Linked DNA regions of Homo sapiens: region 2 is linked to region 1. A link is an interaction called in ENCODE POLR2A ChIA-PET data of the cell type or tissue named here. Cell type or tissue: A673. All regions are shown on one strand. Links, peaks and the distances in the headings refer to the core of each region. The heading gives the core; the rest is flanking DNA. Region 1 overlaps PLD6 (phospholipase D family member 6). Region 2 overlaps MPRIP (myosin phosphatase Rho interacting protein).

Evidence for each region. Peaks named below come from ENCODE experiments on the same cell type or tissue, not always from the same donor. Only the 100,000 strongest peaks of a DNase experiment are listed, where the experiment ranks them.
Region 2: POLR2A ChIA-PET joins it to region 1 with 6 read pairs; 4 of 35 experiments call an interaction of 5 or more read pairs at or near these places.

The regions. Positions count from the first base shown.
Region 1 is chr17:17,192,361-17,201,579 of GRCh38, forward strand. It overlaps PLD6 (phospholipase D family member 6), which reads right to left. Exons shown (of 2, transcript NM_178836.4): 2 at 8,635-9,219. MPRIP (myosin phosphatase Rho interacting protein) reads left to right here. Exons shown (of 24, transcript NM_001364716.4): 24 at 1-283. Among named protein-coding and RNA genes, the nearest start is that of PLD6, 9.4 kb to the right of the region's middle. RefSeq lists an enhancer at 1-104 and a silencer at 275-364. In A673, for the core only: no CTCF peak of the experiment used is centred there; no DNase peak of the experiment used is centred there.
Region 2 is chr17:17,052,059-17,061,277 of GRCh38, forward strand. All of the region lies in intron 1 of MPRIP (myosin phosphatase Rho interacting protein), which reads left to right. Among named protein-coding and RNA genes, the nearest start is that of MPRIP, 14 kb to the left of the region's middle. RefSeq lists an enhancer at 3,906-4,545. In A673, for the core only: no CTCF peak of the experiment used is centred there; a DNase peak (open chromatin) is centred at 3,883; H3K27ac peaks cover 934 bases.

The DNA.
Region 1 (9,219 bases), core at 4,794-8,793:
GTGGGCCATCCACTGTCAGGCCAGTGTCTCAAGAAAGCCTGACCAGCTGAGCTGCTGCTTTTTTTTTGGGGGGGGGGGGGGGAGGGGCGTCTTGAGGCTTTTTTTTTTTTTACAAAGTTAGTTTGTGATCAACGATTCACTACAATTGAAGTGTTACTTTGTCAGAATATTTATTCCTTTGTGTGACATGCTAGATTCCCTGGATGTAGCTGATCATTTTTATTTTGTAAATATTACCTAACTTTACATAAACTATATCATAATAAACTATTTTTGCATCACCCTTTGCATGCTGTGTAATGAGATTTTGTTTAGTTGAGAGACATCTGCAAAATAAGCACGCAGGTCAAAAGGCAAACTGAACAGTAGCCTCCAGCTCTAGAGTGGGTTGATTTCAGTTTCATTACCTCCTTTTTTTTGAGACAGTCTCACTCTGTTGCCCAGGCTGGAGTGCAGTGGCAGGATCTCGGCTCACTGCAACCTCTGCCCCCGGGGTTCAAGTGATTCTCCTGCCTCAGCCTCCCAAGTAGCTGGGACTACAGGGGCACGCCACCACGCCCAACTAATTTTTTGTATTTTTAATAGAGACGGGGTTTCACCGTGTTAGCCAGGATGCTCTCCATCTCATGATCCGCCCGCCTTGGCTTCTTAAAGTGCTGGGATTACAGGTGTGAGCCACCGTGCCCGGCCTTTATTTTATTTTATTTATTTTTTTTGGAGCAGGGTCTCACTCTGTCACCCAGGTTAGAGTGCAATGGCATGATCTTGGTTCACTGCAGCCTCTGCCTCCTAGGCTCAAGAGATTCTCCCACCTCAGCCTCCCAACTAGCTGGGACTACAGGCATGCACCACCACACCCAATTAATTTTGCATTTTTTGTAGAGACGGGGTTTCCCTGTGTGGCCAAGGCTGGTGTCGAACTCCTGGACTCAAGCAGTCCTCCCACCTTTGCCTCCCAAATTGCTGAGATTACAGGCATGAACACAGTGCCAGGGCCTGATTACCTCCTTTTGAATTACAGTGGATTTTTTTTTTTTTTCTTTTTTGAGACAGAGTCTTGCTCTGTTGCCCGGGCTGGAGTGCAGTAGCGCGATCTCAGCTCACTACAACCTCCGTCTCCCAAGTTCAAGCGATTCTCGCGCCTCAGCCTCCCAAGTAGCTGGGATTACAGGCATGCACCACCACACCTGGCTTGTGTGTGTGTGTGTGTGTGTGTGTGTTTAGTAGAGATGGGGTTTCACCATGTTGCCCAGGCTGGTCTCGAACTCCTGACCTCAGGTGATCACCTGCCTTGGCCTCCCAAAGTGCTGGGATTACAGGTGTGAACCACTGTGCCTGGCCAGTTTTCAGCATTTTAGAATTACGGTAGTTCACATAAAAATTTGGATTTTACCTGTTCACACACAAGCCATTGTAAGAAATACTTTACATGCAGAATCTAATTAAGGTACACTGCCCCAGTTAAAGAAGCCTTCAGGGGCTAAAGGGACAACGAGAAGTGCTAATGGTGGTGATGCTTTTATTAATCAAGGTCTTGTAATTCCCCATCCCTGTCCCTCTTATTAATAGATTTATTTACAATAAAATTTTACCTTTTGCTTAAAAAAGAAACTGCATTTTACATCATGACCCAATATACACACACGCCAACAACCTGAAATTTAACAAAATAATGCACCCTTACTATATATACTTTGATGATTTCGTTCACTTTTAAAAATTCTGATTGTGACCCACTAAATAAATTTTAAATAACAAACAACTGGGATTTTTAGGTTGGGCGCAGTGGCTCATGCCTGTAATCCCAGCACTTTGGGAGGCTGAGGCAGGTGGATCACTTCAAGACAGGAGTTCAAGACCAGCCTGGCCAACATGGGGAAACCCTGTCTCTACTAAAAATACAAAAATTAGCCAGGCATGGTGGTGTGCGCCTACCTGTAATCCCAGCTACTCAGGAGGCTGAGGCACAAGAATTGCTTGAACCCAGGAGGTGGGGGTTACTGTGAGCCTAGATCGTGCCACTGCACTGCCAACCTGGGCAACAGAGCAAGACCCTGTCTCAAAAAAGAAAAACTGGGTTTTTTAAACAATATATTCACAACCTTTAGAATGAAATGGGTGAAATTTGTGGGAATCTAAACTTTTATCCAGATAACATTGAAAAAAAGTTGATTCTACCAATAAATCAATTTAAGAGGCCAGGTATGGTGGCTTACGCCTGTAATCCCACCACTTTGGGAGGCCGAGGCAGGTGGATCACTTGAGGTCAGGAGTTCAAGACCAGCCTGACCAACATGGTGAAACCCCATCTCTACTAAAAATACAAAAATTAGCTGGGCATGGCGGTACACACTTGTAATCCCAGCTACTGGGGAGGCTGAGGTGAGAGAATCACTCGAGCATGGGGGGCAGAGGTTGCAGTGACTGAGATCGCGCCACTGCATTCTAGCCTGGACTACAGAGTGAGACTCTGTCTCAAAAAAACAAAACAAAAAGTCAAGAAATGTATAAAACATAGCCAAAAAAAGTTAAGTACAGGCATAAAAAGATACACATTTTCAGTCTGCTATTCCAGTTGTCTAATTTTTTTTTTTTTTTTTTTTTTTTTGAGATGGAGTCTCACTGTGTCACCCAGGCAGGAGTGCAGTGGCGGGATCTCAGCTCACTGCAGCCTCCACCACCACCCACCCCCCGGGTTCAAGTGATTCTCCCATCTCAGCCTCCTGAGTAGCTGGGGCTGCAGGAGCACACTGCCATACCTGGCTAATTTTTTTGTATTTTTAGTAGAGATGGGGTTTCACCATGTTGGTCAAGCTGGTCTCAAACTCCTGATCTCAAGTGATCCACCTGCCTCACCCTCCCAAAGTGCTGAGATTACATGCATGCACCACCGCTCCTGGCCTCCTATGGTTTTAACATACGCTATTTTTGTAAAGCTATGTAAATGCAATTTTTAAAATCAGTTGGCATTTGAAAATCCAACACTGTTTCATAACAGCCTGGCGACAGAGCGAGAATCTGTCTCAAAAAAAAGAAAAAAAAAAAAAGGCCGGGCGCAGTGGCTCACACCTGTAATCTTAGCACTTTGGGAGGCTGAGGCAGGCAGATCACAAGGTCAGGAGTTCGAGACCAGCCTGGCCAATATGGGGAAACCCTGTCTCTACTAAAAATACAAAAACTAGCCAGGCGTGGTGGCATATGCCTGTAGTCCCAGCTACTTGGGAGGCTGAGGCACAAGAATCGCTTGATCCCAGTAGGCAGAGGTTCCAGTGAACCAAGATTGCATCAGTGCACTCCAGCCTGGGCTATAGAGCTAGACTCTGTCTCAAAAAAACAAACAAACAGTGTGGTCTTGGCATAAAGAGAGATATTGATAAATCAGTGAAACAGAATTGCGAGTTCAGAAAAAGCGTTCTTACATTTACAGTCAATTGATTTTCAACAATAATGCCCAGACCATTCAGTGAGGAAACAATAACCTTTTCAACAAATGGTACTGGGACAACTAGACATCCACATGCAAAAGAAAATGAAGTTGGGCCTCCTACCTTGCACCATACACAAAAATTAACTCAAAACGGATCACAGACCTAAGTATGAGTGATAGGAATATAATATACAAGAATGGCCGGGTGCAGTGGCTCACGCCTGTAATCCCAACATTTTGGGAAGCCGAGGCAGGCAGATTACTTGAGGTCAGGAGTTCGAAACCAAGCCTAGCAAAACCCCATCCGTACTAAAAATACAAACATTAGCTGGGCGTGATGGTGGGCGCCTCTAGTCCCAGCAACTTGGGAGGCTGAGGCAGGAGAATCGCTTGAACCTGGAAGGCGGAGGTTGCAGTGAGTTGAGATTGCACCACTGCACTCCAGCCTGGGCAATAGAGTGAGACTGTCTCAAAAAGAAAAAAATTATATATATGACAGAAAAAAACATAGGAGCAAATCTTTGTGACCTTGGGTTGGGCAATGGTTTCTTAGCTATGACACCAAAGCACAAGCAACAACTGTAAAAATATTAATAGATTATACCAAAATCAAAAGCTTACATGCTGCAAACAATTCCATCAACACCTATTACCCAAAGAAGGGAAACATTTGCAAATGACTTTTTCTTTTCTTTGAGATAGAGTCTCGCTCTGTTGCCCAGGCGGGAGTGCAGCCTCAATTTCCCAGGCTCAAGCGATCCTCCCACCTCAGCCTCCTGAGTAGCTCAGACTACAGGAGTGTGCCACTATGCCCAGCTAATCTTATTTTTATTTTTTTTATTTTTTATTTTTGGTAGAGACAAGATCTTGCTATGTTGTCCAAGCTAGTCTCGAACTCCTGAGGTCAAGCATTCCTCCTGCCTCGACCTCCTAAAGTGTTGGGATTACAGGCGTTGGCCACTGTCCCCAGCTTGCAAATTATGTATCTGTTAAGGGATTCTTATATCCAGAACATATACAAAGAACTCTTAAAACTCAACAATAAAAAGACAACCCAAAAAAATGGGCAAAGGATTTGAATAGACATTTCTTCAAAGATGACATACAAATGGCCAATAAGCTCATGAAAAGACATTCATCATCTTAAGTCATTAGAAATGCAAGTCAAAACCACAATGAGACACCATACCCACTAGAAGGGCTATGATCAGAAAGTTAGATCATGCCATATGTTGGCAAGGATGTGGAGGAAAAGGAACCCTCATTCACTGCTGGTGGGAATATAAAATGATACTTCCATTTTGGAAAAAGTCTAGCAGTTTCTCAAATGGTTAAATAGTGTTATATGACCCAATAATTTCACTCCTAGGTGTATACTAAAGAAATGAAAACATGTCTGTGCAAACACTTGTACACAAATGTTTATAGCAGCATTATTCATAACAGCCAAAAGATAGAAATAACCCAAATTCCCACCAACGAATGAATGGGCAAACAAAATTTGTTATCCATACAATGGAATGTTATTCAGCCAAACTAAGAAATGAGGTGCTGAAACATGCTGCAGCACAGATTCCCTTGAAGCATGACGCGAGGTGAAGATGGCAGAGACAAAAGGCTGCAGAGAGGATTCCATTTCTATGAAATGCCCAGAGTAGGCAAATCTGTGAGACAAAGTAGACTAGTGATTGCCAGGAGCTGGAGGGTAGTACGGAGTGGGGAGTGACTACTACTGGAACAGTGTTTCTTTTTGGGGTGATGGTTACACAACTTTGTTAATATACTAAAACCCACTACTGAATCTCATGCTTTTAATGTGCAGATTTTATGGTATGTGAATCTTGATCAAGTGTGTTTTTAAAAACTGGGTTGGATCCTGGCAGCTCCCATCGGTGCTGATCGCAGCCAGCAGCCCGAGGCCTTTAGTGACGCCTTTCTTCAGCATCTGCAGACAGCGAAAAGCAGAGCTGCAGGTTGAAGGCTCAGAGTAATGGATGGAGCCCTAAAATGAGTAAGAATAGGTGCAGGCAGGGCCTGAGTGGTCACTAGAAAAGAGAAAGCAGAGTTGGTGCCATCACATACATCCACCTCATGCCTTATTCTGAAATTTGAGTGTGAGAATACATGTCGACACATAAGCCAGTCATGATTTTAAAGGCGTCGGCTGTGGTCTTGAAAAGAGTCATGTGGAAACCCATCATCACCTTAAGATTTTTTTTTTTTTTTTTTTTTTTTTTTGAGACGAAGTCTCGCTCTGTCGCCCAGGCTGGAGTGTAGTGGCACCATCTCGGCTCACTGCAAGCTCCGCCTCCCGGGTTCATGCCATTCTTCTGCCTCAGCCTCCCGAGTAGCTGGGACTACAGGCACCCGCCACCATGCCCGGCTAATTTTTTGTATTTTTAGTAGAGACGGGGTTTCACCATGTTAGCCAGGATGGTCTCGATCTCCTGACCTCGTGATCTGCCCGCCTTGGCCTCCCAAAGTGCTGGGATTACAGGCATGAGCCACCGTGCCCAGCCACCTTAAGATTTTGAGTGTAAGGATCTTCATGATGAAATTTCTGAAAATGGTCCATTCTCAGCTTCAATTTCTGAGACTGGAGAAGGATCCTCTAGTAGCCACACTGTAGCAGCTGCCCTGAGTCAGCACCTCCACTTGGACCCAAAGTAGGATGTCTCTCAGGCATGTCACTCCCAGTGACACCAGATGGGATCCACCCAGGGCTGCCTCTGCTGCTCATTGTTAATGCCTCTAAAGTCATCTCCATGGTTCTTTGGGCTTCATCTTTAAAGGATTCAAGTGACTGAGACTATCCCAGAAAACTATGCAGCTAGTGAAACTAGAGTACAACTAAGAACATTTTCAGACCTCCAGTGTGGATGACCTGGGCATAATCTCACAAACTGATGGGACTGCAAGGATTGTAAACTGAAATTGACATGAATATACTCTGTTGGATCAGACTAAAAAAAAAAAATTGGGCCCGGCACAGTGGCTCACACTGGTAATCCCAGCACTTTGGGAGGCCGAGGTGGGCAGATTATGACATTAGGAGTTCGAGACCAGCCTGGCCAACATAGTGAAAACCCGTCTCTACTAAAAATACAAAAATTAGCCGGGCGTAGTTGTGGGCGCCTGTAATCCCAGCTACTCAGGAGGCTGAGGCAGGATAATCACTTGAACCCGAGAGGCGGAGGTTGCCGTGAGCTGAGATCGCGCCATTGCACTCCAGCCTGGGCGACAGAGAGAGACTCTGTCTCAAAAAAAAAAAAAAAAATTGTGGGTTGCTTTAAAAACCTATAGAACTGGCTGAGCGTGGTGGCTCATGCCTGTAATCCCAGCACTTTGGGAGGCCGAGGCAGGTGGATCACCTGAGGTCGGGAGTTCAAGACAAGCCTGGCCAACGTGGCAAAACCCCGTCTCTACCAAGAAAAAAAAAAAAAAAATTAGCTGGACTTGGTGGTGGCACACGCCTGTAATCCCAGCTACTCAGGAGGCTGAGGCAGGAGAATCGCTTGAACCCGGGAGGCGGAGGTTGCAGTGAGCCAAGATTGCACCATTACACTCCAGCCTGGGTGACAAGAGCGAAAACTCCGTCTCAAAAGAAAACAAAAACCCTATAGAACCAACATAGTGCTTTAAAATATGGCATCATTGCATTGGTTCATTCCAACAACCTAGGAATATTCAACAGTGTGGGCAGACTGTTAAGGGCATATGGTACTATCAGAATTTTTTGTTTGTTTTGAGACAGAGTCAAGCTCTGTCACCCAGGCTGGAGTGCAGTGGTGTGAGCTTGGCTCACTGCAGCCCCCACCTCCCGGGTTCAAGCAATTCTCCTTTTTCAGCCTCCCGAGTAGCTGGGATTACAGGTACACACCACCACACCCAGCTAATTTTTGTATTTTTAGTAGAGACGGAGTTTTGCCATGTTGCCCAGACCGATCTTTTTTCTTTTTTTGAGACGGAGTCTCGCTCTGTGTCTCCCAGGCGATCTCGGCTCACTGCAAGCTGGGCCTCCCGGGTTCACACCATTCTGCCTCAGCCTCCCGAGCAGCTGGGACTATAGGCGCCCGACACCACGCCCGGCTAATTTTTGTATTTTTAGTAGAGATGGGGTTTCACCGTTTTCAAGCTGTATCACTGCCCGCATAGTTAACAACATTGAATCCAAACCACTAAGCTGATGAAAGCTCATCCCAGGAGACGAGGGCAATTAGAGGGGAATCTTCCTAGAGCCTCTTTTGTGACTGCTGAGCCTACTTGGCAAATTTATTACTTCTTTTAAAGTTTCTCTCTGAGAGGAGCCAAGACAATCTTGTAGGCAAAAAGAGGCTTCAGGTGACACACACACTACACAACCCCCTCCCCAGCCCTCATCTTCAGCGAGCCCCTGCCTTCTAGCATCACTCGCCTCAGGTGTTGGAGCAGAGGCCGGCGTGCAGTTCTAGGGTCTCCTGGGCATGCCTGCCTGTTACTGGCACAGCAGTCTTTACGTGTGGGCCAAGGATCTTCTATACTTTTAATAACGTCTTCCAAGATCGGGTGTCTGATGAGCAGGCACACCCAGCACAGTTTCAACAAGCAATTTATCCCCCAGTGTGCAGGCTCCTTCCTTACAGGCTGAGTACTATGGGGTTACAATCTTCCCAGACATTGCTTATTGGTTGTTAGGCGGGGGCTTTAGGTATTTTTTTTTTAGGGTTGTCTTGCTGCATTTTGTTACAGCCCACAGTGCATTGCAATCTTAGTCTGCTTAGGGGCTCTTCAAGTATTTGACTTATGACCTAAGTAGCTAGGCCAGCTGGTAGGAAGAGACAAAGCGAGCTATTTTGCAGGCCAGTAAACTTTCATTTTAAACTTTTTTGGTTCGGGTGAGGGCAACCAAGGAAGGGGGAAGGGGGCAGGCGGGGAAGCCGATAAGGCATCGGCTAGCCTGAGGGGCCTAGTACAACCCGTTTCTTCCGTAGTTTGCTGACCGAAGCCGATTCAAGGCACTTTGTCTTAAAAATGGACCACCGTATACCTTATTTCCTTCACCCAAATAACAGCTTAAAGTTTTACTCCTCTTTGAGTCTCCTGTTCTTTGACCAACAGTTTCTAAATAGCTGTATACTGCCCCCCCCCGCAAAATTATATTTAACAAAGAGGAGCCCCTACTTGAATGATTTAGCAGCAAGCTAAGGCAAAGACACCCAGCGCTCACATTCCAGAATAAGAACATGTTTATTCAGATGTGCCAGAAGTCCAGGGTCACGCGGCTTCGCATTTAGGAGATGCTTTACAAGCTCTCCCATTTTCTTTTCAGAACATACACTGGGGGAATTCACAAACTAAAACAATTTCTGGTGACTTCCAATCTATATATTATACTTTACAGCTTCAATTGAATTTTTTTAAAAGTTAACTTCCAAGCTGGCTTGCCTAACACTGTGAGTCAAAAGTAACCCTAAAAAGGAAAAACACACAGCACTGAAGGGTCTCTGGGTGGTAATGCCAGCGTGGGCTGGGGAGGTGAGACTAAGCACATGGCTAGCAGACCTCAGGATGGGCCCTGGGGCTCATCATACAGAAATATGACAAGATGATGAAGTCACAACTTCAGATGTCATCGGAGCTATCTGTATATGACACACACATTATAAACAAATAACCTGGAACATTTCACAGTGTACGACACCTGTTCTACCTGGGAATGCAAACCCTGAGCTGCAAATAAGAACACAGACGTGGGAGACACCACGGCCTGAAGCTGCTCTCCTCTTCCCCGCTCTCCTCTCCTCCGGTCCCGT
Region 2 (9,219 bases), core at 2,199-6,198, 140 kb before region 1:
GGTGGCAGCAAGGCCTCCCTCGGAGGAGGGGACCCTGAGTTTTCAGAGTGGTTGAGCGGCCTGCCCAAGGTCACTGAGCTGCTCAGCAATGGGGCCGTGATACAGATTTCAGCTCCATGAGGCTCCCGTGCCAGAGTCCACCCTGGCTCCAGACTCCACCCTGGCTCCAGACTCATCCTCCCTGTCCTTGGGAAGGCCACTTTGCTTTGTAAACTCCTTAGTGTTTTTGTTTGGCCCCGGGGCAGATGGGTAGTAGGGAGATTGGTATATTGCAGTGCTGCAGAATAAATCACAGCTGTTTCCTGGACTTCTAGTTCCTAGCCCTGGGAAGAGGGACCTGCTGGGGCTGTCTGCACCTGCCCTCCCTGCCTTTCCCCCACATTATGCAGGTGAGGGATTGTCTTCAATTAGCAGATGGAGCCGCCGAGACCTGGAGAGGTTCAGCAGAGGTTCAGCGACCTGCCTAGGTCACAGGAAGTCCAGCACGATTTTTTCCAAAGTCCTGTTTGGCCACCTTGTCTCTAATAAGTGTTAACCTTTGCTATCAGGAACAGGGCCTTGCCCCAACTTGGACTCCTTAGTTCTTGAGTGTGTGGTGGGGCGTGTGTGTGAACGGTGCAGGCTGTTGTGCAGGGCATCGCCCAGATCTTCACCTCTCCTCAGCCTCGGGGTGCCCCACATCCCCAACATGGGCTACTGGCCTAGGCAGCAGCCACACCTTTGGCACAGCTCTGAACAGGAAGCACAATTTTTTCCTCTGAAAGAGGAATTCAGAATCAGGAAATAGCTTTGTCCTTGATCTCTGTAGGTTCTGAGGCACTGGATTTAACAGACCCACAAGCAACCGTGGCGCACTTTCCACACAAGGTTTCTGACCTCCTCGTGGTCCTTCCCATAGATAAAGGGGCCAAGGGAAGGGGGAGCAGCTGCAGGGAGCCCCAGCTGAGCCAGAGAAAGGGGCCATGTCTCCTGGGTCTCCTGATGCCATACCCAGAGCCTCACTATCAGGACTGGGTGAGCCACTTGAGGCTCAGGAGCCTCAGGGCCGCGGGAGGGGTGGGTCAGGGCATTTGCATGGCTTCTGCTTGGGGACCTGCTCTGACCTAGAAATCTGACACAGTCCCACTTTTCATTTCAGTGCGCCCAGGCAAGGGAATTGGAATGGTGGCGAGCCCAGATTTGAGTTTCCATTCTAGCTCCATTTTCCATGCTAATGGAGCAAGTTACTTAGAGCTGAAGCATCTATGCCCCTCATCTGAAAACTGGGGGGTTATAATAATAGTACCCATGGCTTTGGGTCCTGATGAGGATGCAGGAAGATGCTTCCAAAGTCCTCAGCAACCGCAGGATCTGTGGCAAGGGCAGAGTTTGTAAATACTGGGTTATATGGTGGGTGCTTAGTAAATGGGGTCCGTTTTATCAGCAATAAACCATGTAGTATGGAGCTGTGTGTGGGACACGGATCTTGCCCTTGGGAAGCTCTCACTTAGCATGCTGGCCCATCTGCTCTTGAATGTCCACCATGGGCCAGGCCATGGGCGAGATGGGGCAGGGGCAGTGCGGGGAGCACCAGGTCCCCATCCCTCTTAGGTTACTGCAGAGAAAACAGCCCAGGGAGGGGACCTTCCACTGTGATTTTGTGGGCAAGCTGGCCCTCAAACCTGTTTCTGTCTGTCCCATGCCCATTAAACAGAAGCTCAGGCCCATGCCCATTAAACAGATGCTCAGGCTGTCTCCTCTCCCACTGAGCTGCTCTGCACCACCCTAGCAGCTTTCTTATGTCAGCCCCTTGAGGACTGGAAGGAAGTAGTCAGTTTGCCTTGTGTGTGTTTGATTTTTCAGAATGTGTAAGTACAGTAAGTCCTCACCGTCATTGATGGGCTCTTGGAAACTGCTACTGTAAGCATAACAACACACAACCAAACCAATTTTATCATAAGCTAATTGATATAAACAGGATTTAAGTTTCTACGGCATATTTCAGGTTATAAAAATTAACCAAACTTCTAAATAAAGATCCAAAGTATTTCTAATATTAAACATGGAAATACATGTGAGCTATTATATACATTTCAGGAAGATGAATAAAAACAAGTAAGATCATTATCTATACAAGTTTTGGTGAGTGATGACAGTGAGTGATGACAGTCATGGTGGTAGGTTAAATCAAGGAATAAATGTCTGCAAAGTGAAAATTGTAAGGCATACCTCCTACCACCAGGAAGTTCAAAAACAAGGACAAAAGCGGTGGGCTGGCTGAGTGCTTCTTACTGCATAGTTTATTGTCATGTGTTTGTGTGATTATCGTAGACTTGATGACTTTTTAGTAGGCAGTTACCTGTATTCATTCATGCGTTTTCCAGCTTGCTTATTCCAGTTCAATGTCACCGGTAGCTGGAGCCTCTCCCAGGGCACAAAGCCTGGACAGGACGCCGTTCCATCACAGGACACACTTGCACCCACACCTGCTCAGACTGGGACCACTTAGATGTCCAGTTCACTGAATGTGCACATCTCTGAGATGTGAAAGAAAGCAGAGTACAGAGAAAACCCACGGAGTCGTGAGAGCACACAAACTCCACACAGGCAGTGGGTGCAGGAATTCTTTTTTTTTTTTCCTCAACATTGTTATAACAAATCAATGTTGAATGAAATGGCATTATTTGAGGACCTGCTGTGTAAGGACTGAACTGATTTTAAGAATTTTTAGGTCAGGTGCTGCGGCTCACACCTGTTATCCCGGAACTTTGGGAGGCCAAGGTGGGCAGATTGCTTGAGCCCAGGAGTTCGAGATCAGCCTGGGCAAGACAGGGAAACCCTGTCTCTACAAAAAAGTAAAAAACATAGCCAAGCTTGGTGGCACATGCCTGTGGTCCCAGCTACTTGGGAGGCTGAGGTAGAAGGATTGCCTGAGGCAGGAGGTGGAGGTTGCAGTGTGCTGAGATCACGCCACTGCACTCCAACCTGGGTAATAGAACGAGACCCTGTATCAAAAAAAAAAAAAAATTTCTTTTTTTTTTAGAGGGTAGGAAGTGAAGGGGCCAGGCTTCATCAGCTTAGGATTTAATGTTAGAGGCCACTTCTGTGCCCCTGTCAAGCCCAGAGAAGTCATGCAGGTCCCATGAAGGGCAGAGCAGATCCCAATTTTAGGAATTTCTTTGATGGGTGTATGAGTTGCCATGGGCAGTGTGGGAGAAGATTAAGAGAAGCCATGCTTATCCCACTCGTATCCATGGAGCAACTGCCTTGCAGTTGTCTGGGAAGGAAAATCCTTGTGCCGGGCCTGGTTGAAATGCCCAAGGAAGGTAGAGAGGATCCCAGAGCTGGGGAGCCGGGTCTAGTCCCAAATCACTGGGTGGGTGGGAGATCTGGCCAGGACGTTTCGTGGCCCCCTGGTCACCAGTGTTGAGTGGGTCCCCTCAGCTGGCAGGCAGGTCCTTCCAGCCTCTCTGTCCACCCTACCCCCAGCCTTTACAAGTCATTCACCCTTGCAGGGAAAGGCACCTCTGCTGAGGGGACCCTTCTATGAGATCTAAACAGGAGGAGTCTCTTCTTTTGAGCCTGAGAACGAGCTCTTCTAATAGGCAGATGTCACCTCGGCAGACAGCCCACTACTTCTCAATTCCACATCTCCCTTCCCGCCTGGAAACCCCGTGAGCCTGGGAGCTTAGGAGTCCTCTTCCTAGGGGGCCCGGCCAGCTAGCACCTGGCCTTCTATGGTGTGGAGGTTTTCCTATACGGAAATTGCTGAAGGGTGGCCTGCCCTGGCATTGTTTTGTGGCGCTGTTGGTGGTATTCATAGCTGACAGGAATTGCCATGTGCCAGGCCACTATTAGCTCATTTATATTTCCAGCAGTCTCAGAAGGCGGAGTTAAGAGAAGGGTAGAGAGAGGTAGTATAATATGCCTAGAGCAGCTCCTCTGGTGGCAAAGCCGGGAGGAAACCCAGCTGTGGGACTCCAGGCCTTCCCTGTCTCCACATGACTCGAGAGGACTGAGCTTGGCCTTGAGACCATCAATGTCTGGCTGTGTGTGGCCCCCTTGGCCCCTAGTGTCCAGGAGCGGGGCTGACCACCTTGGCATGTGCGGGGAAGGGTGGGGCTGACCTCATTTAGCTTTCCTGCCCTTTTTTTGCTCCTCCTTCCACCGTGCTTCTGTCCTACCTGTTTCTGAATGGGAAGGACGGCTTTTTGAGGAACAGGGTGTGACTCTTCCCTGCGAAGACGTTGCCCCAGAAATTTGTCCCCACGCATTCTCCAGCCCTCTTCCCTTTGCCATGAATGGCGTCATGTTCCAAAAATCCTGTGGCCACGGGCTGTTTGTCAAGACCAAACAGGGAAGAGGCTTTTAAAATGTCACTTTCCCCCTCCAGCTTGAATACAGTGGGGAGCAGGGGCAGGGGCCGGGGCTGGGCTTGCAGGACCTGTGTGTGGGCAGAGGGAGGCCAGGAGCCCAGTGGGAGTTGGGGGTAGTTTACAGCCAGCCAGCAGCTGTGGGCCCTGCTGTCCCCGTGCTATGATGGGGTGAACTGTGTGTGTGGTTCCTTGGTTTTGAGGGGTTTTTTTTTTGAGGTGAAATTCACGCAACATAAAATTAACCATTTTAGCATGTACAATTCCATTGCATTTAGCCTACAGTATTGTACAACTGCCACCCCTCTTCAGTTGAAAACATTTCCATTGCTCCAAAAGAACCCCCCACCTTAACTATTAAGCAGTCACCCCCGCCTTTAGTCCCCAGCAACTACAAATCTGCTTTGTGCCTCAATGGATTTACCTATTCTGGAAATTTCATCAAAACAGAATCATACCATACCATATGTGACCTTTTGTCTGTGGTGTCTTGCACTTGGCCTAATGCTTTCAAGGTTCATCCACCTTGCAGCACAGGTCAGAATTCATTCCTTGTATGGATGGTAGACAGTGGGATTGCTTCACCCTTTTGGCCGTTGTGGATAGTGCTGCTGTGAACACAGGTGTGCGGGCATTTGTCTGAACACCTCCTTTCAGCGGACCCCAGGAGAGGACTTGCTGGCCTGTGGCCATTCTGTCAGTGAGCTGTTTGGCATCAGCACCTGGAGCCACATGTCAGCCCTGCAGACTGCTGGGTGGGAGGGCTATGGGTGGGTCCCAAATAAGGCCTGCCCAGAGCCTGGGGCTCTTCACAGAGGAGTCTGGGATGGAAACTGGGTTCCTGGACCATCCCTCAAGAGTCGCACACATGAAATGCCGCCATGAGGCAGTGTCACGGGGCGGTGCAGGGGTGGCTCAGCTGCTCGGAGGTACACGCCTTCTTTCTTCCCTTTTTGTCTGACCTGAAGATCATCTGACTGCCAAGAAAGAGGCAAGTTAATCCTTAAACATTGTTGGAAGGAGGGCTGTGGGGCATGGGAGCTGAAGGCTGGAGACCCCAGGGAGACGCGGTGCCTTCCCAGTGCTAGGTGCTGGGAGCTGCTGGCAGAGGGCCCACAGAGCCCCACAGTGGTCCCCAGAGGACCTTGGGGTCAGCTAGAGGGAAAAGGCCTTTGCTACGCTGTTCATCACTGTTACCAGTTTTCAACCTTTATTTCTTTGGCAGCAAAACACCCACCCCCTTGAAATGAAACGTGGAGCTCACATATATGATGCACGAATGTTCTCATGTTGAAGGACAGGAAGAGGAATGGCATCAGCTATGAGACCACCCTGACCCCCACCCGCTGCCCCATCCTACACCCGAGGTGGCCCCTGAAGCATGACCTCCAGGGATCTTCACAGTTTGAAGAGCCGCTGATATACTCTAATACTTGCAGTAATATTTTTTAATAGAATGCAATATTGGATGTACACAAAAGGATACAAGCAGCATACATTTACAATATAAATCTAAATAATAAAAATGAATGCTCGTGAACCTGCCACCCAACTTAAGAAAGAGAACACTGACATCCATTCAAAGCATCCTTCACGCCCCTCCCCAGTGGTATCCCTTTCACAGAGGTGACCTGAGATGATTTAGGGGTGGGAGCCGAGGCCCAGATGGGTAGCTCAGGCATTGCCCTTCACACCAGTGCTGGTCGAGCTGTTCTAGGGAACACGGACAGAAGCACATTCCAGTGGAGTCCCCTGCTTTTCTGACTCCTCTCCACAGGCTCAGGGACGTTAGTCCTGTGGCACAGTAAAGGTGCTTATGTTTGTGGTCCTTCAAGCCCCTCTTTGCAAGCAGGGACCTGGGGAGAGGATTCTAGGGGCCAGGGGGAGCAGGGACCCAGGGAGGGGATCTAAGACTATGGGGAATGGGGACCCAGGGAGGAGAGCTCCAGGACTATTAGGAGTAGGGACCCCGGGAGGGGAGCTCCAGGGCCGTGGGGAATGGGGACCTGGGGAGGAGAGCTCTAGGACTGTTAGGAGTGGGGACCCGGGGAGTGGAGCTCCAGGGCCGTGGGGAGTGGGGACCCGGGGAGGAGAGCCCCAGGGGCCATGGAGAGTGGGGACCCAGGGAGGAGAGCTCCAGGGACTGTGGGGAGTGGGGACCCAGGGAGGGCTCCAGGTCCATTGAGAAACAGGTGTTGCCTCTGTCACAGCCCCTCCTCCTGGCCTCCTCACCAAGGCAGAGGTCCGCATTGTTGAGAGAAAGGTTTTCCTGTCTGCCTGTGCCTTGGAGTCTGTTTCATTTCCAGATGGACCATATGTAACACAGCCACCAGGAGCAAGTCTGGGGTTAGATGTCGCCTTTTAAGGCAGTGCTGTTGGATAGAAAGGACTCTTGAGTAGAAACCAGGAGATAGACTTAAAGGCAAGTTTGTGTTTGGGCACATGGCAACTGAGAAGTGGGATCAGCAGGGCTGCTCCCCAAGCAAAGGTGCAGAAGGGGTGGGGACGTGCTAGGGGAGTGGGTGGCTAGGTCAGCAGTTCTCAAACTTTTTGGGTTCCAGACCCCTTTATGCTCTTGATTATTGAGGCCCTCAGAACGCTTTAGTTTACCTGGGTTATGTCCATTGGTATTTCTTGTATTAGAAGTTAAAACTGAAAAAGTTTATTCATGAATTCACTTAAAAGTAACAATAAGCCTATTATGTAGTCACGTAACATATATTCTGAAAAATAACTTTTCTAAGACAAAAATTTGCTGAAAAGCCTCACATTTTTAACTCTTTGCAGAGCTCTTTACGGTCTGCCATAATGAAAGACAGCTGGGTTCTCAGAGCTTCTACAGTCTGTGGCCATAGCATGTCCTGTGTAGCCTTTGGGCAGCTCTACTGTACACTCATGAAAGAGTGAGAGAGGAGGCAAAGGATGTTTTAGTATTTTTATTAAAATGGTTTTGACTCAGGGACCCCAAAAAGGGCCTCAGGGACTCCCACCTTTGCAGACCACTGGTCGAGCTTAAGTTGGGCCATGGGCTTGAGGAGCATGCCGGCCTCTATAGGAGGGGCAGTGCAGTTCACTGTTCCAGGCTGCGCCGCTGCCTTGGGGCCTGCTCGGCTGTGGCTGTGTCAGCTTCCCACAGACGGTGTCCCCTGACTTCCATTTCTGAAGTCTGTCATTTGCCCCCTCCCAGGGAAGTCTCCCACACTCCTCCCCTTTGCTCCCTGGCATGGTGCTGAGTTCCTTTCCCTTTGCACCACCTTTCGTGTCTTCGTCTCCTTGTTGGTATTCCCAGAGGCTTTGCGAACTTTGCATCAGTGGCCTTGCAGAGGCTGGTAGACATCAGGGGCATCCCTGACCTGCCTCCATAGAGAGCAGCAGAATGTGGGGATGGGGAGTGGCCCAGTTGGGAGGTGAGCCAATTGCAGTCTGCAGGGTCCCGGGTGGGCATGGCTGTTCTGAGTTCTGGGACCAGCAGTCCTGGCATAATTAGCAGAATCCCTTTTCCTTCCCCAAGTACTCCCAATTAAGACAATAAATTACGTTGAGCACCTTACTGATGAGGCTCTGAAGTAGGTGGCTTATTGGCCCAGCTTTTCCTGGGGTGGGTGGAGGTGGTAGCCTGCACCCAGCCTTGATGTCTTTGCACAGGTAGGAAAGAGTCCTTCTGGAGGACAGCCCCCAATCTCCGCCAGCTTCCTGACCTCCTGCGCAGATGGCCAGGCTGGGTGTGTGCTGCAGGAGGGTGGTCTGTGGCTGGCTCATCTGGAAGTAAAGGCTGTAGGGCTCTTCCTTCCATGTGTGCCTCATGGGCAATGTGCTTTGGGGCCCCACCGGGTCCCTAAGCCCCCACTTGCAGCCTCCCAGGGCCGTGGCCCCAGCTGCATGGATGTGGGGCAGAACTGAGTGCTGTGCTGGTGAGGACCAGACCCCTACCCCTGGGAGCACATCTCACTTGGGAACATGCCCTTCACCTGTGTCACCCTTTACCTTCTGGAATGGCCTGCTAAACTGGGGAGGAGTGTCCCATGGGCCAGGGCCAGTGTGGAACCAGGTGGCCTTGGTGCCTGTTTTGCTTCCACTGCTTCCTGGCTCTATTTACTTGGACAGACCACTGAGTCTCTGTGTGCCTCGGTTTCCTGGGGTATAAAATGGAGGTCATGAGAGCTCATATGCCCTAAGCCCTGGGGTCAGCTCCACTGCCAGCGGGGAGGAGTGCAGACCTGCCCTCGTGCTCCCATAGCTGGGATGTATGTCCTCCCTGCAGAATGCATTCCTGGCAGCTGGTGAGCAGGTGTTCTCCCTCGGAGGCTTGGCTTCCTCCCGGGACAGGGCTCTGGGTCCTGATGATGTTGAAACACTTGCGGGGGCTGTAGCTCCATCTTTAGTATCTGCACAGTGGCTGGCTGTTTGTGGAAGCCTATATTGAGGAAGGTAGTTTGGGTCCACAACTGTGTGGCTGTAGAGCAATAGAACAGTATTCTCCAGGACTCAAGGCCCCATGGACAACTTTTAGTAGTTCTAGCACAGTTTGGTCAACACAGGACAAGCCTGTGGCCTCTTGAGGGGTCTGCAGTGGTGACCAGTGTTCGTCGGCCCTGGCAGGCTTGTTCTGAAAGAGAAGCCCCCATTCTGAGCATGGTCAGAGGTGTGTGCTGAGAACCCACTGTGGGTGAGGCAGGTGGGCACAGCTCCGCCAAGAAGCTTCCCTCCCCAAGTGCTGAGATTCAGAGCCACTGATCCTCTTGCAGTCCATCTGGGTGGCCACAGGACACACAAGGTCTTGGCAGGGGTGAGGCTTGAGACTGGACTTTGCTGTGTGCTCACCCCTGACTTTTACTGACTTACATCAGAATGTCCCAGAAAAGACGGA